2 separate regions of the Homo sapiens genome follow, and region 2 is linked to region 1. A link is a loop called in an ENCODE intact Hi-C map of the cell type or tissue named here. Cell type or tissue: right lobe of liver. All regions are shown on one strand.

Region 1 (8,000 bases):
AGGAGGCTGTGGGAAGAGAATTGCTTGAACTTAGGGAGGCAGAGGTTGCAGTGAGCCAAGATTGTGCCACAGCACTCCAGCCTGGACAACAGAGCAAGACTCAGTCTCCAAAAAAAAAAAAAAAAAAAAAAAAAGCAAATTAGGTCAGAAAAATCATCTGAAAAGCAAATTAGGTCAGAAAAATCATCTGAAAAATATGGCACCTGCCCTAGAGTTTTAAAGGAATTCAGGAACAAAAGTGAACCAAGGGGAACCACCAAAACATACAACCTGTCAATACAGACAGCCACCAGGCCCACTCGCTGGAGGACAGAGTGGGCGTGAGAAGTGACAAGGAGCCACACCTTCACATCCAGCAGAGTGACAGGATTTACCGTAAATTCTAGGGACAACATGGCATCTCCCTCCTTTAAGGATGATTAAGTATATGCCTATCCCACAGGCAAGGCACCATTCTACGTATCACATATGGATGTCTTTTTCTTTAAAGTATGAAATTTTGATGCACGATGCTTACAATCTATTAGGAAATAAGATACAAATTTAAAAATACAAAAAGTAAAGTAAAATTTGGCAAGTCTTATGCATGTGAGAGAAAATAATTAGTGGTTCCCAAACTTTTCAAGCATAAAGAATCTTTGTATTAGTTTTTGCCTCACAATGTAAACACAGTGAAAAGTCTTTTTAATTCAACTTATTTGTTAATAATGTGTATTCTAATTTTTTGCTAGTCAAAGACACATGTAAACAACCACCAGATCTTCTGACAAGCAGCAGTCATTAGGCCCAACACATGAAACCTTGGTTGAAAGAAATCTGTCATTTTGAGGCACCTGTGAAGCCATATCATTTTACTTATTATACATAGATGTATCATCTCCTGGAACTTTGTTTACACATAGAGATGGTATGCAAATTCCTACTATGACCTTTATTGTACCCTTGGGTTGTCAGAAAAACGAATGCAGTTCAGAGAAAGGGGGGAAGTTCTTTCAGCTGATTAATAAGCATGGCTAAAGGATGAGATTTAAAATGGATCTAAATGGCGGAGGTGGACATAAATATGACAAGCTAGTCTCAACTGAGGTCATGAATCTGAGAGGGAAACTCCACTGACTTACATTACAAACACAGTGACCTAGCCAGGTGCGGTGGCTCACGCCTGTAATCCCAGCACTTTTGGGAGGCTGAGGCGGGTGGATAGCTTGAGATCAGGAGTTCGAGATCAGCCTGGCCAACGTAATGTAACCCCGTCTCTACTAAAAATACAAAAATTAGCCACACATAGTGGTGCTTGCCTATAATCCCAGCTACTTAGGAGGCTGAGGCATGATACTGCTTGAACACGGGTGGCGGAGGCTGCAGTGAGCCAAGATAACACCACTGCACTCCAGCCCGGGTGACAGAGCAAAACTCCATCCCCCCAAAAATAAATAAATAAATATTGAAAAAAAAAGAAACCACAGCAACAAAAAACAAAGACAGTAGCCATGCTGAGACTCCATTTATTATTCCAAAAAGAAAATACTAAACTTAATTGAGCAAAGGGAGCAATAAAACATGGTAACATCTAAAAAAGGTCTCAGAGATCAACAGGAAAATAGCAATCTTGAATTGTGTAAAATCACAGGAGGAAGTGTAGAATATTCTACACTATGTCAGCCCAGTAAAATAATTAGGAAATGAAAATCATGGACCAGATCAAACTATGATTGCTAAGGAAATATCACATTATTTACTGTATTCACCACCTTTTTAGGACGAAAAAGTAAGCAGTATATCAAGAAATTTACAACTGTTCAATTTATCATAAATAAAATTTAATACTATGTAATTGAGTGATCATTATTTATTAATAAGTCATTATCCCAAGAGTGGGATTGACTGAAAATGCCAATAGCTTCACAAGTGTTGGAAGGCATCCCAGTTCTCTTCTGAGATTGAAACCTGGGCAAACAATCAGATATTCTCTCAAAATATCCTTCAGGGCCCAGAACAGAGTATTAGGCTCAGATGGACTATGGGTATGTGCCAGTGGGGCAATACAATAGTGTTCTTATTTTCCATTGCAGAAACACTTTCGGTGGATTAGATGGTGATAAACATTCAAATTAAAGATTAAGAAAGTATTTTCCAGTTCCCAAGAAAACATTACTCAAAAGCAAAATTAACTTATAAAATGTTAGAAGAAATTCTGTAATAACTTATAAAATGTTATAACTTATAAAATGTTAAGAAGAAATTCTGTAATAACTTATAAAATGTTATAACTTATAAAATGTTAAGAAGAAATTCTGTAATAATCAGCAGTAAGAGAAGATATCCACCCCATAATGGAGAAGACACCTATCTCTTTCGGGTGAGAGCTGTGTGAAATGCACTTTTTTTCTCAGGAGTCTATGATAATGTTACACTTACTGTTGAATAAACGTGAGCTCCACCGGCTAGCCGGTAGGTAGCAATGCGCTGAAGACACTGCACAATCCTACTGCAGGCTTTAGCTTCCCTCTGCGCCAGCCACAGGACACGTTCATCAGCCAACATGATGTTACTTGCAATGTCAACCATCACGTCACCTAGCTAGCAGGGGTTCAGGAGAAAAAAGAAAGATCTTTAAAACCACCATAAACTATTTCGTAGAATCAAAATCCTAATGGACAGTGAGATTGGCCTTCAGTCTCAAATTCCACATGAGAACCCAACAGGCACTTTACTTGTTTCTCATGAAAACATCTTCAGATATGAACAGTTATTTCAAGTATAGCCATTTGGTGGTATTTAGCTCAAAAGAGCATATGTAAGTGGCCACCACATCACTGGTGAAAAGACTGCCAGGTGTTATCTCAAATGGAGGAAAAGAAAGGCAATTAGATTAATTAAAGAGAAGGAAAGGATGTCACACAATACCAGAATAAAAAGATCTTGACTGTTCATCTAGAAAACCATTTATAAACACTTCCTTTTTGTGCATGCATTAGCTTAAATCAAACTATTATTATTAAGAAATACACACCGCCAGCAGGGCGTGGTGGCTCACACCTGTAATCCCAGCACTTTGGGAGGCCGAGGTGGGTGGATCATTTGAGGTCAAGAGTTCGAGACCATCCTAACCAACATGGTGAAACCCCATATCTACTAAAAATACAAAACAAATTAGCTGGGCATGGTGGCCCATGCCTATAGTCCCAGCTACTTGGGAGGCTGAGGCAGGAGAATCACTTGAAGCTGGGAGGCAGACACTGCAGTGAGCCGAGATCGTGCCACTGCACTCTAGCCTGGACAACAGAGTGAGACACTCTTAAAAAAAAAAAAAAAAAGGCAGGCAGGCAGGCATACTACCCACCTCTTTAGTCTCTGCTCATATTCAACAATGCAGGGATGCCTAGCTACTGCTACGTCCTTGTATGTGTTGTATGATCTCACCCCCATCCCCTTGCACACGTGGTTTCCTATACCTAGAATGAACTGCATCTTCCCTTCCTCCCAACTCAATGAATGCTTTTAAGATCTAATACAATAAAATAAATGCACTCTTCCACTGTTTGTTTTACTTGTTTCATTTACTGGATTCTTTTTATTCGCTCACTTCGTAACTTACAGATGTAAACATCTGTCAGGAAATGCCACTGAAAAGTCAACCAACTATTGTTTACTATAACTCATACGTCTCACCTGAGAGAAATAAATTGAACCGTCTAGGGCTAATGAGACGTACTGGTGTCAAGAGGATTTTGTATTGAGCAAAACGTTTATAAGAGGGAGACATGCAGCAGAAGGAGCAACAAAAACATTCCAGAGGTAGGATCAGACAATTTGCAAGCTGGCTGGACCTCTAATCAAGTAGTAAGCATTAAAAGGCGTTAAGTCCCAGTGCAAAGCCAGAAAGCCGGGTCTGTCTTAAGAGATGTCTTTTGATCATCCCAGAAGATCTCCGCTGAGATTTCAATCCCGTTTTGTATCCAATACACTTCACACAACGTATAATTATGGGGGCTGAAGAGGGTTTGGAAGAAGTTCAGTCCATCCCACCCTGGTTCACTTTACAAAAAAGTCAGGCCTTTGGAAATCCACCAGATCCCAACCCTGGAACCACGGGGTGAAGCAACCACAGTAAATACATAGATGAGAACAGGACTTCAAATGCTGACCGTGAGTACCTAGCCTGAACACTTCACCTCTTGGTATCTCCACTTCCCTTCTTCGTAACTACAGATAATAATAGTCCTGTCTTTCTGAATGTTGTGGAGATTAAGTTCCAATAATAAATACAAGGTTCCTAAAACCGTGCCTGGCACATGGCAAGCACTCAAAAAATGTTGGCGCTTTTACTGTTTTAATCCCGAAATTGGCCTCTCTTTTAAGATGATAGACTCTAGAGGTAGTAGAAGGGTTGTATTTGTATGTCTGTGTTCACGTAAAAATAGGACCAATGCATCCAACTAAACTGCCACTTGACCCTCTGTAAAGTCCCACTCTCCCCAGCTTGATCCTATTAAAATAAGTTTTCTGACTTTTTACTGCCCTTACCATAATGTATCACAACTTTTTCCTTATTTTACCTCCAATGTAAACATCTTGAGGGTAGAGACAACAAAATGTCTTACGTTTATATCCTTATTCACTAGTACAAGAGCTGATGCAGAAGCCAACAGTTATCAATGTCCATGTATCCGATATGTATCAATATTCATTTTAAATGTTCATGATTACTGTTCACTGACTATTTATTGAGGGCCAATGTGAGCCAGACACTGGTGCAACAGCAGCAAAAGAAAGAAACAAGCTCTATCTTCAACCTTATAGTCTGGTGAAGAAAATGCAAAACAAGCATATAAATCCATTTTTAAAAAGTGATTTAGATTGTGATAACTGCTACAAGGGAAATATGCAGAGAAATATAGGATACAGAATAATGAAATTTAATCCAAACACCCTATTTTAATGAACTAACACATTCTCAAGGGGTACTTCCCCCCAAACCGAAGATATTAACAAGATCAAATGACAAATAATTAAGAAGAGCCTGTAATCAAGCTCTGCAGAATCCTCAGTTGGTTCATTTTTTTATGATTCATTGGAACATTAGCATCCTAGTTCATGTTCCTACTAACAGACAGATATGGGGGTGAATGTCATTCTACTAGAAGCCCTTACTTCTGGAGTTATAAAGAAGGGTATTGACTCTTGCTATGTCAGTTACTGAATCTGTCAATCAGCCGTTTATACAGATGCTAAACTAGTAAGTCCAAAGTCTTAATGGGAATTCACAGTAGTTGGAATAACTTAGTTAAGATTTTGTCTATTATTCTGACTTACTGTTATTTGAAGATTTTATGCAAAAATAAAAGAGGTAAAAGAGATAACATGGTGAAATATGCTTTATGGCTAACAAAAATATTAATAAAATTCCCACTGGATGCAAAACTTTAAAATACACAAAAATATTGATTTTATTGTAAGGCACCACTGAAATATAGGCAGTGCTTACAGATTAGCAAAGTTACAACTAAACTTATTGTTTAATACTTCTCTGAAGTTTTAAATGTAGGAATTTTATAGGGACCTGACATGAGATCTGATGGGCACGTCATCTTTCTTGAAAAATTCATCATTATTACATGATCAAAGAACTACTGCTATGCCCTGCTAGATAATGCCAGTAAAGAAATTAACTTGTGTTAATAATTATAAAAAAAAAAACAACAAATATCTCTAAGAAGGTACAGGACGAACAACAGTAATTGCTTTAGTTGAGAACAAGCTATTTTTCTCATTATTTCACTCCAAATGGCTAAGAATGGAGGAAAGGGATTTGTTGCCAAAATATTCCCTAGAGCAGATAATCAGAAAATGTTATATGCTTCTGTAGCTTGGTTACAGAAGTAGCTCTGAATATGTCACAGTGGCAAAAAGTGACACAAAAGGGGTAACAATGCATGAAAAATTACACTGGATTAAAAAAAGTATTCCTGAAATTTGACACACAAAGCTCATTTAAAAACTGCAACCAGTGTAAGGAGCATGCATCAGATTTCTCCTTGGCCTCATTCCCCGAAGGCCACTCCAGCCACAAAAGGGTCAGAAGGACTCCTCCACCTGTTCTTGCACCTGTCACACTAAAGTGGGAGGAACAACCGAAAGCATGAGCAAATGGACTTTATCGAAGATAAAATGGGGAAGAAACAAATGCACCACATTAATGGCAATGAAAGTGCTCAATGTCAAATGTTGTAAGAGACAGGATATTTCAAGTTCTTAATATACAAATGGCTTGGAAGTTTTATCAAAATTAGGTCAAAAACATCTGCTAATTTAATACATTTCTGATGTTATCATATTAATATACAAGATAATACGTAAACTAAACTTGATGATATTTAATGTATAGTCTTTAACACTGAAGACATAATATCTATGTGACTTGGAGTTAAATACTCCTAGGTTGAGATCTCAAGTCTGTCACAAGTTTAGATGTCCCTGAGCAAATCAGCCTCTGTGAGACTCAGTTTACTCATTTGTAAAATGGGACCAAGAACTCTACAAGTGCTCAGAACATCTCAGTCCATGGTAAAATAAGAAAAAAAAAAAGCAGAAGACAAATATCTTCACATACCCAGTAAAAATATAAATTAAGCAATTCATGGAGTTTTTGAGAAAGGCCAAGTGATCTAGGCCGTTCCATATTTACATTTTCAATCATCGAGTAGCAAAAGAATACTTTTGTTCATTCTAACAACCAGAAAAGCAAGAATTAACAGACACATGCATAGGTGGAGCAATGGTTTTGGAGATGACAAATAGAGGAACCTACATTATCATCATTGCAGCAGCTGATCCTATTAAGCTCAAGTAGTCTTCACGATGTTCTCCTAGTTCCAAATTTAGTACACTACTGAGATCATACCTATTTCAAGGTATGTTATTACACTGATTAATGATGGAACTGCTGCATTCTGAAAGTCAAGTTTTAAAAGTGTATTTGTCACTCTTAACTCACATCTGGCTTTACGTGCCACAGGATACCTCTGCAGACTTCTCAGCAGGTTGCTTAGGTAAGCATTTGCTATTCAACAAGAGTCTGACTGCAATCATCATCAGGGTTATGGCAAAGGTTAAAGCTCTGATTTTACTGAGGTATAGGAGTAAAGAGAATGATGAGGATGAGGGTAACAGTGGAGGAACTGAAGAAATGGGTGGAAGGGGAAAAGAGGTCAAGAAGATTATTGCACATAAGGCATGGCAGGAGTTCTCAGATCATGTAATAATCATAATTCTTCAGGAGAGATGATGTGTCTACCATCAGGTCTCATGCTTGATCCTCATAAAGTCCACACATTCAAAACTTTAAAAAAAACTGAACAATAAATTTAGTTGTAATTGTGCTAATCTGTAAATATTAAATATATTAAAAGATAAAACATGCCAAAATACTGATTCTACCCTAAGGTGTTACTGAAATAAATGAGATTACAAACACGTACGTGCACTTCCTTTTCTAGAAGTACAGAGGACTGAGTACTCTGGAGAACTCTCCAGCAGAAAGTGAAAAAATGCTGAAAGGAAAACAGTTATCTTTGTTAATGCATCACTGAGAAGTAGGAAAATAGATCCTCCTCCAAAACCCAGTCACCAAAGAACAGCAGAAATCCAAAGAGCTCTGAGGTTGAACTCTGATGACCACGAGGTATGTTTTGACTTCCACACAGGGCCTAGGCCATGCCAACACAGGGTACCAGGAAAAGACCCCCTGTTACAAAGCTAGAAACTCAAAGGACACCACCTCCAGCATCAGGCCTAGCCAGCAATCACTCAGCTTCATGGAAGGAGAGCCAGGAAACGTGCCTGTTTTGACCTGGGCAAGAGGTAGAAGGAGGTTAAAAAAAAAAAATTATTCTCTGACAATTTGGAAACACAAGTTGACCTTCAAACAGGTCCTTTATACTACTTTCGTGTTCTTAAAAACCTCAAGCTAAAAATTAATTTTAAAATGAGTCCCCCTA
Region 2 (8,000 bases), 190 kb after region 1:
TTTGAGATGGAGTCTTGCTCTGTGGCCCAGGCTGGAGTGTGGTGGCGTGATATCAGCTCACTGCAAGCTCCGCCTCCCAGGTTCACGCCATTCTCCTGCCTCGGCCTCCTGAGTAGCTCGGACTACAGGCGCCAGCCACCGCGCCCAGCTAATTTTTTGTATTTTTAGTAGAGATGGAGTTTTGTCCTGCTGGCCAGGCTGGTCTTGAACTCCTGCCCTCAAGTGATCCACCCGCCTCAGCTTCCCAAAGTGCTGGGATTACAGGTGTGAGCCACTTCGCTCAGCATTATAGTCCCTTTCTATATAATCCTTTTTAAACTTATCTCAATCTGAATGTGGCCTCTGTTTCCTTTGGGACATTTACTGATAGTTGGTGCCTTTCGCCTGGGGACAGGTGCAACTGCTGGGAGCTGGTAGAGTAAGGCCTGTGGCATCACCATTGCCTGGGGTAGTTTGCTTATCACCTGGGTATTGAGATCCAAGGCTGCTGCAGGAGGTATCTCGGCAGGTGTTTGGTGTAAATGGGGAGAAAATTGGCAGGTGGTAGGTGATAGATGGTACATGGTGTGTTTATGAGTCAGGTGGAACAAACTGAAGACCTCTAGAAATCATTTGTGAGATGGGACAAAGCCAGAGAAACAGTTTTATAAAAGTTTTTTTTTTGTGTATTTGAAACTTTAAAGCTGACATTTTCTGAGAAACACCTATTACTTTGATGAGAAAACTGAGGGTTCAGTAAGTTATTAATTTACCCATTTAGTCATTCATTCAGAAAATACTGAGGGCGTATTATGTAACAGGCACTATATTGGGCATAAAGTGAATGAAACAAACAAAAACCCTCATGGGGCCATATTTGAACCCAAGTCGGTCTGCCTCTCAACATAGAGTTCTTTCCACTGTCTCAAACTGCCTTCTATTAAACATTTGATAACTCTCATTTTTCCAAAACATGACATGAAGGATCAGTCCTCTGCCATTTCCTGGAACCATGGGCTACTTTTGCGTCTTTTCTTCTAGATGTGCACTTTCAGCTAAGCTTGGCAGGATCTCCAAACTCCTAAACTCTGTGTCCTGGTAAGTCATCACCAGGACTAATCACAAACGTTAATGTTGGTGCTTATTACTGAGCCGTTGGGTCTATTTTTAAGAACATAAAGAATGAAAAGATTAGCTCCCTACAAGATCCCCCATCTGTTCAAATGGAAAAACTTCACAGAGCCCTAGGGTGCTGGGCAGCGCAGATTCCAGCTTGTGTTTTTAAGGAGTATTATTAAAAAAAAAAAAAAAAAAGGAAACAATTATTTCAGTGTCTCTCCAAATGAAAACATCTATTTCAACTCAAAGAATACTTTGTAGCAGTAGAATGTAGTAAGTAAGATCACAAATTTGGGTGTCAGTAAGACTGGGTTCCAGGACTAATTCTTCATTTTAGTAGCCATGTGACTTCAGGCAATTTCCTTAGCATCTGTAAACCTTGATTTAGCCTTCTACAATAGAGATTATCAGAGACAATCCCTACCTTGTGAGGTTTTCATGGGGACTAAATGCTATCATGCACGTTTCATACTTAGAGTAGTGCAGGTCACATAGTAAGTGCTCAATAAATATAGTCACTATTGTTATATGCATAATATCTTTCACTTACCACAACCTTAAGAAGGAAAGAAAAAGTGATTATGTAATCTAAATATTTGTAGCCAGGGAAGCAAATAGTTCTTATTATAGTTTTATAAGAAGAACATTTTTGATTAATTTAAAGGGAAACCATAGACGTTTAAAATAAAAAATAGAAGCAGAACCTTGATGTGGCTAACACAAGTTAGACAACATTTATTAAAGTTCTAAAGCTTTATAAAAATTGTAGACCAAATAGAAATCCATAAAATTTCCTTTATTTTATTGCCCTTATCTAACTTAGCCACTAATAAATTAGTACAATATTTTATGGATATTTTCAGAGGCAGCTCTTATAATTTTCAGTTGACAACCTTAACAAGGTATTGGTTACATGAAATGCATGTTCATTCTCAACCACCCATCTGTTTTTTTTCTCTCCAGAAACAAATATTTTCATTTTAGACTTCAAATTCCTATTTCCCATTTAGTGTGCGTTACTTATATCTGCTGTTTTATTTTTCTTGATGTATTTATAATAAGTGAGAAAATCAGATCTAGACCCAGCTTACAGTTATGGAAGTTCTAGTGTTCTTCAGGGCAGAGCTTCTCAGGCAGCAGACTGTGGGCAGTAAACAGGTGTGCCACGGTATTTGCCCCCTGGCTCCTGGGTCTACCAGTCAGGGCCTGGGCCAGCCCAAATCTCTAAGCTCATTGCCCTCCCACCTCCAGCAGAGCAGTCTTGTCCACTGTGTGTGCTACACAAATACCACCTCCTTCCATGTGTGTTTCTCTTGGAGAAGGAGGAGCTTTGAGCTGTGCCCTTCCGGAACAAGGCTAAAGGAAATATGCAGGATTGACCCTGTGTTAAAGAGTAGAGCAGAAGAAGAGAGCACGAAGCAACCAGGATGAGGAAGAGGTGACATGAGGGACAAATGCACAGGGAAAGGAGGGAATATGGGAGGTCTTTCTGCCTAGTGGTCAGAAGGAAGGTCAGATGGCGATGGCAGGATCCTTAGACTAGAAAATAAGAGGCTTTCCTCTTCTTTAATGTCCAGAATCGTGATTTATTTCTTTCCTTCATTACTTGTAGTTGTCCAAAGTGAAGAAATTCTTGGGAAGCTATTATGAAAACTATTTACAACTGAATGCATTCCCAATTACAAGCACTGGACCAGCATTATTTGGGTTTAGAATTTGAACTGACTGTGAATGGATTATGAGACTCATGTGAGTGTCCCCTGGCTGGTGGGTCATGGCCTGAAGCTGCACTGTGCAACCTGCAATGTGTTTCATAAAAATACTCAATTGAGGTAGCAAGTACTGGTGCTGGTGGCAGTGTTATTTCCACTTACAGGAGCAGTGTAGCTCCGTAGCAGTGCAATCAGTTTATAACTATGTGAAGATTTGTGTATGAGAACCTCAGTGAACTGACAACACATTACTGATTTACTCCGGTAATGTCCTGTGCTTTTTATAGATTAGCACCCCTGGGCAGCAGGCCATCTGGCTTGCCCTTTAGTTTGACCTGGCCTGTAGCATGGGTTTTGGAATTCACAGACCTGAGTTCAAGTCTGAGCTCTACCACCATTAGCTGAGCAACACTGGGCAACTTATTTAACATCTGTAAGCCACTGATTGCAAATCAGAGAGATGTGATAACCATAAAATTTACTGCATGGTGTTGCTATGAACACTAAATGAATAATGTGTGCCATGTATCTAGAAGAGCTTAACACATGTTCACTCTCCTCTTCACTCCTGCAGCAACAGCAAAAATCATCTGTGGAGTTAACGGTAAAAAGATCTTATATTAGTAGCATCAGATGCTGAATAAACTCACAGAGATCAGTGCCTCATGCTCAACTGGTAGGCCTAGCAAGGGACTCAGGAAGAAAACATCTCATAGGAGGACAAGAAAGGGTGTCAAAGAAGTAGACATTGAGGAAACAAAAAAACCCTCTGGAACCCTGACTACCATCCAGTGAGACAAGATTGACAATTAAAACAGAATAGACATAATATGATCCATGCCTCAGTTCCTATGCCTAATGTTATACAGTTTGGCAAAATGTACATAGTTTATTCATAATGCTGTCTTTAATTTTCTCAACTAATTGTTTTTATTTCTTTCTAAAGTATCTGGCAATCCCAACTGATAGACTCAATTGATCATTTAGTATAGAAAGGGTACGTTAGGAAAATCCAATCTTGACAATTTTTAATGATTTTTCTGATGTATTAAAAAGGTGGGACACTATAAAAACTATGCTTTATATGACAGCTCTTGTAAAAAATCAAGGACAAAGGATAATTGAAAATATTCTTTCATTTTTCTAAAGAAATCTCTTTTAAATTCTTGGAAAAGATCAGGCACAGCAAAAGTGAGTTAAAGCCTTAAAAATATGTTACTGGTGTCTTAGACTCCAAAGTAGAAATATATACTCATTTTAAGTTGCAAGAATAATAATCTAGATCTTTGGGGATTTTAAAAATTTCATCTCTTTTCCTTAAATGATTTTGAAACAAGGCATGAATATAAATAATACATATAGTACTTCTGGATTTAAACATCTTTGATGAAATGATGGTACTGGCTTGGAATCTCTCTCTCTCACCACACACACGTTCATATGTGCACGTGTACGTGTACCTGTGATGTAGCTGTTTAGAATTGTTTGGCCTTCCGATGGACTGGCCACAGACCGTCCTGCCATGGCACGGTCTTGCCAGTCATTCTTTCAGCTTCCCAGCTCCCCTGGCAGTGGTGGAGAAGATCCCAGGCAGTGGTGGAGAAGATCCCAAGTTATTACCAACTGAACAAGTGAAGGAAAGTTGGGTATTTTAAGGCACATGAATTATTTTAGGATTTCTGGTTGTCCCTGGTTAAGTTTTTGATGATTACTGAAGATAAGAAAACTAGACTTAGACTTAATTATTACTTTCTTCAAAAAAAAAAAAAAAAAACCAAACAAACAAAAATAAAACAACTCCTGCAGAGTTTCAGAAGATTCTGGAAATTGACATGATTTCCTAATGTTCCAGTTGGTAGATATCTTGGGCTGGCCTGAGGACTTGTCATTTCAGTCGCAGGCAGACACTAGATATGCTTTTTGGGGGATGGGTCAAAAGGAGACTGTGCCTGAAACACCGAGGGCTTTATGCTTCCTTTTGTGAATTCTAACACTAATCATATTCATCATAAAAGACGTTTCCAATACTGAGAGAGTGTAAGGCGAAAATCAAAAAGGTCACTTTACCCTTAATCACACCCCCTATGTCTTTAAAAGCAAGAAGACTAATACAAAAATCCTTGTATATGCAATGAAAGCTTTCTGAATGCTACGTAAGGAGCTGCTTATATAAGGGACTGCTTATCTAACATTCTGAAAGTTTTTGTTGCATTTACAGGGATTTTTATATTTGTCTTTTTGCTTTTTACACGTATAGGGCCATGCTGTAGATGCTCTTCAGCTACTTCTGTTTTTTGCTTTTGTTTACCAGTATATTGTAAACACCTTTTTGTTGGTCCCTATAGATCTACCTCATTGTTTTCAATAACTGCATTGTATTCTACTGAATAGAAGTCCTATAGTAAGGGCAGATAACTATTGTATGTGTTTAGAAATTTTTTATTACAAGCAATTTGTCAATGAACCTTCTTGTAATCTTTGTGAATGCAAGTATATCCTACAGGTTAAATTCTTAGAAGTGGAATTATGTGGCCAAAAGGTGTGTGTGATGGTTAATATTGTGTCAACTTAATTGGATTGAAGGATGCAAAGTATTGTTGTTCCTGGGTGTGTCTGTGAGGCAATTGCCAAAGGAGATTAACATTTGAATCAGTGGATTGGGAAGGGCAGACCCACCCTCAATGTGGGTGGACACAATCTAATCAGCTGCCAGGGCGGCCAGAATAAAAGCAGGCAGAAGAAGATGGAAAGATTAGACTGGCTAAGTTTTCTGGCCTCCATCTTTCTCCCATACTGGATGCTCCCTGCCCTCGAACATCAGAATCCAAGTTCTTCAGCTTTGGACTCAGACTTACATCAGTGATTTGCCAGCGGCTCTTGGGCCTTTGGCCACAGACTGAAGGCTGTACTACTGGCTTCCCTACTTTTGAGGTCTGGGGACTTTGGGACTGGCTTCCTGTCTCCTCACCTTGCAGATGGCCTATTGTGGGACTTCACCTTGTGGTCCTGTGAGTCAATTCTTCTAATAAACTTTCCTTTGTATATGCATCTATCCCATTAGTTCTGTCCCTCCAGAGAACCCTGACTAATACAGTATGGAAATTTACATTTTTGGTTATTATTGCTAAATGACCATAAAAAGGTAATATATATTTATACTCCTACCAACAATGTATGAGAGTTTGTTATTTCACCCACATCCTCTAGCCTTTAGCATTGTCAGACTTTGAAATTGTTGGCATTGCTATTTCATGTTTTTAATGAACGTTTAAAAAAATTATGAGTGAGGTCAGTGCTTTTATGTTTACTAATCATTGGTGTTTATTTTTCTATAGCTTGTCCATTTTCTACACATCTAGTTTTTATTTATAATAGTTTTGTTGCACATTAAAGGAATTAGATACTTGTGTGCCATATTCTAAATAAGTTTTAAGTCTGCTGTGTTTTGAAGTCATGAAAATTTTTTTGCATGTGTGTGGATGTCTTTAATATGTGTATATTAATTAAATATTCTACAATGATGCATGCATTTCATACCATTCTTAGAAAGGCTTTTCTCAATCTACAGCTGTTTTTTAAAAATGAGCTATTTTCTTCTATGACTTTTACAATTTTTTTGATGATTTCTTACCTTATGGTTAAAAATTTGACACATTTGAAATTTATTTTGGTGTAATGCTTGAGGATAGGATCCAGATATGTTTGTCTTCCGGGTGGTTGGTCAGTTTTGCTCAAAATACTGATGAAAATCATATATCTTTCTTCTACTGATTACCACTTTACTTACACAAAATCCTCACATGGGTTCAAGTCTATCTATACTCACTCTGTTCCACTGACCGTTCTCGTTTGAATTTACGCAGGTTTTTTTTTTTTTTTTTTTTTGAGACTGAGTCTCGCTCTGTCACCCAGGCTGGAGTGCATTGGCGTGATCTCGGCTCACTGCAAGTTCCGCCTCCCAGGTTCACGCCATTCTCCTGCCTCAGCCTCCCTTGTAGCTGGGACTACAGGCGCCCCCACCAGGCCCGGCTAATTTATTTTTTGTATTTTTAGTAGAGACGGGGTTTCACCATGTTAGCCAGGATGGTCTCGATCTCCTGACCTTGTGATCTGCCCTCCTCGGCCTCCCAAAGGGATGTGATTACAGGCATGAGCCACCACGCCTGGCCACGAATTTATGCAGTCTTAGATTTTAATATTCTTTACTAGCTAGTCTTCCTTTTTTGATTCTCTCTCTGTCTCTGTCTCTCTGTGTGTATTTTAAGCCCTAATAATAAAAGGATAGAAGTTTCTATACAGGTTGAAGGTGACCTTGGGTTGTGAGTATATATTTGGCAATTAAGCTGCCAGATAAAGATGAGTTTATTCCACAAAATAGTTCTTGAAAGCCTACTGGGCCAGGCACTCTCCTGGGCTCTGCAGACACAGCAATGAATAAGAAAGAAAAGGTTCCTGTTCTTGCTGAGCTTACATTAGAGAGTGGGGGAGGGGCGTACAAACAATTAGCAAATAAACAAATGTATACGGTCTTATTGTGTCATGAAGTGAAATGAAGAAAATAAATTAGGGTGATGAGCTAGAGAGTGAGGGAGGAGTCAGGTATTTTAGATAAGTTACTTGGGGAAGGTTTTCTGAGTGACATTTGAGCGTAGCCTTAAGTTAAGCTTCAGTTTATCATATCTAATTTCTTTCTAAATGGCTTGACCTTGATACTTTAGTGTCTAAAATAGAATTTGTTGTCTTTCCCTTAAAATCTGTTCCCCTCTGATCTTCACCGTTTTGGTCAGTGTTATCATCATATTTCTTAGCTGTCCAGACCCTGAAATTTTGGGGCCATTTGCTTCTTTGTTTCCTTTCCCATATGACCCATTGGTAGGTCCAGAGCACTTTCTCTAGAGTGTCTCCAGCATGTTTCTTCCTTGGCCATTACCATGGTGTGTGCTTAAAATTGCCCACAGTGAGATCATCATGTCTGCCTCTAAACCAGTGTCTCTGCCTCCAGTGTCTCCCACTTTCAACCCAGACTCACCCTGCTGAGATGTTAAGCTTCTAAAATACAGATTTCTGATCAAAATCTTTGAGCTGCAAATGGAAAATATTTTGCTTATAGAATGACATTAGACTGCTTTATTTCAGATTCAAGATCTTGCAAAATCTGAGATCTGCTCAATTCTCAACTCTTCTTTCCAA

What was found. A loop is a pair of places that touch in the nucleus more often than their neighbours do. Peaks named below come from ENCODE experiments on the same cell type or tissue, not always from the same donor. Only the 100,000 strongest peaks of a DNase experiment are listed, where the experiment ranks them.
Region 2: it touches region 1 in a loop (2.8-fold over the local background); 67 of 110 quality-filtered maps call a loop at or near these places.

The regions. Positions count from the first base shown.
Region 1 is chr4:22,421,773-22,429,772 of GRCh38, forward strand. It overlaps ADGRA3 (adhesion G protein-coupled receptor A3), which reads right to left. Exons shown (of 19, transcript NM_145290.4): 11 at 2,419-2,580. Among named protein-coding and RNA genes, the nearest start is that of MIR12115, 90 kb to the right of the region's middle. In right lobe of liver, no CTCF peak of the experiment used is centred here; no DNase peak of the experiment used is centred here.
Region 2 is chr4:22,611,231-22,619,230 of GRCh38, forward strand. No RefSeq gene overlaps it. Among named protein-coding and RNA genes, the nearest start is that of ADGRA3, 99 kb to the left of the region's middle. In right lobe of liver, no CTCF peak of the experiment used is centred here; a DNase peak (open chromatin) is centred at 3,121.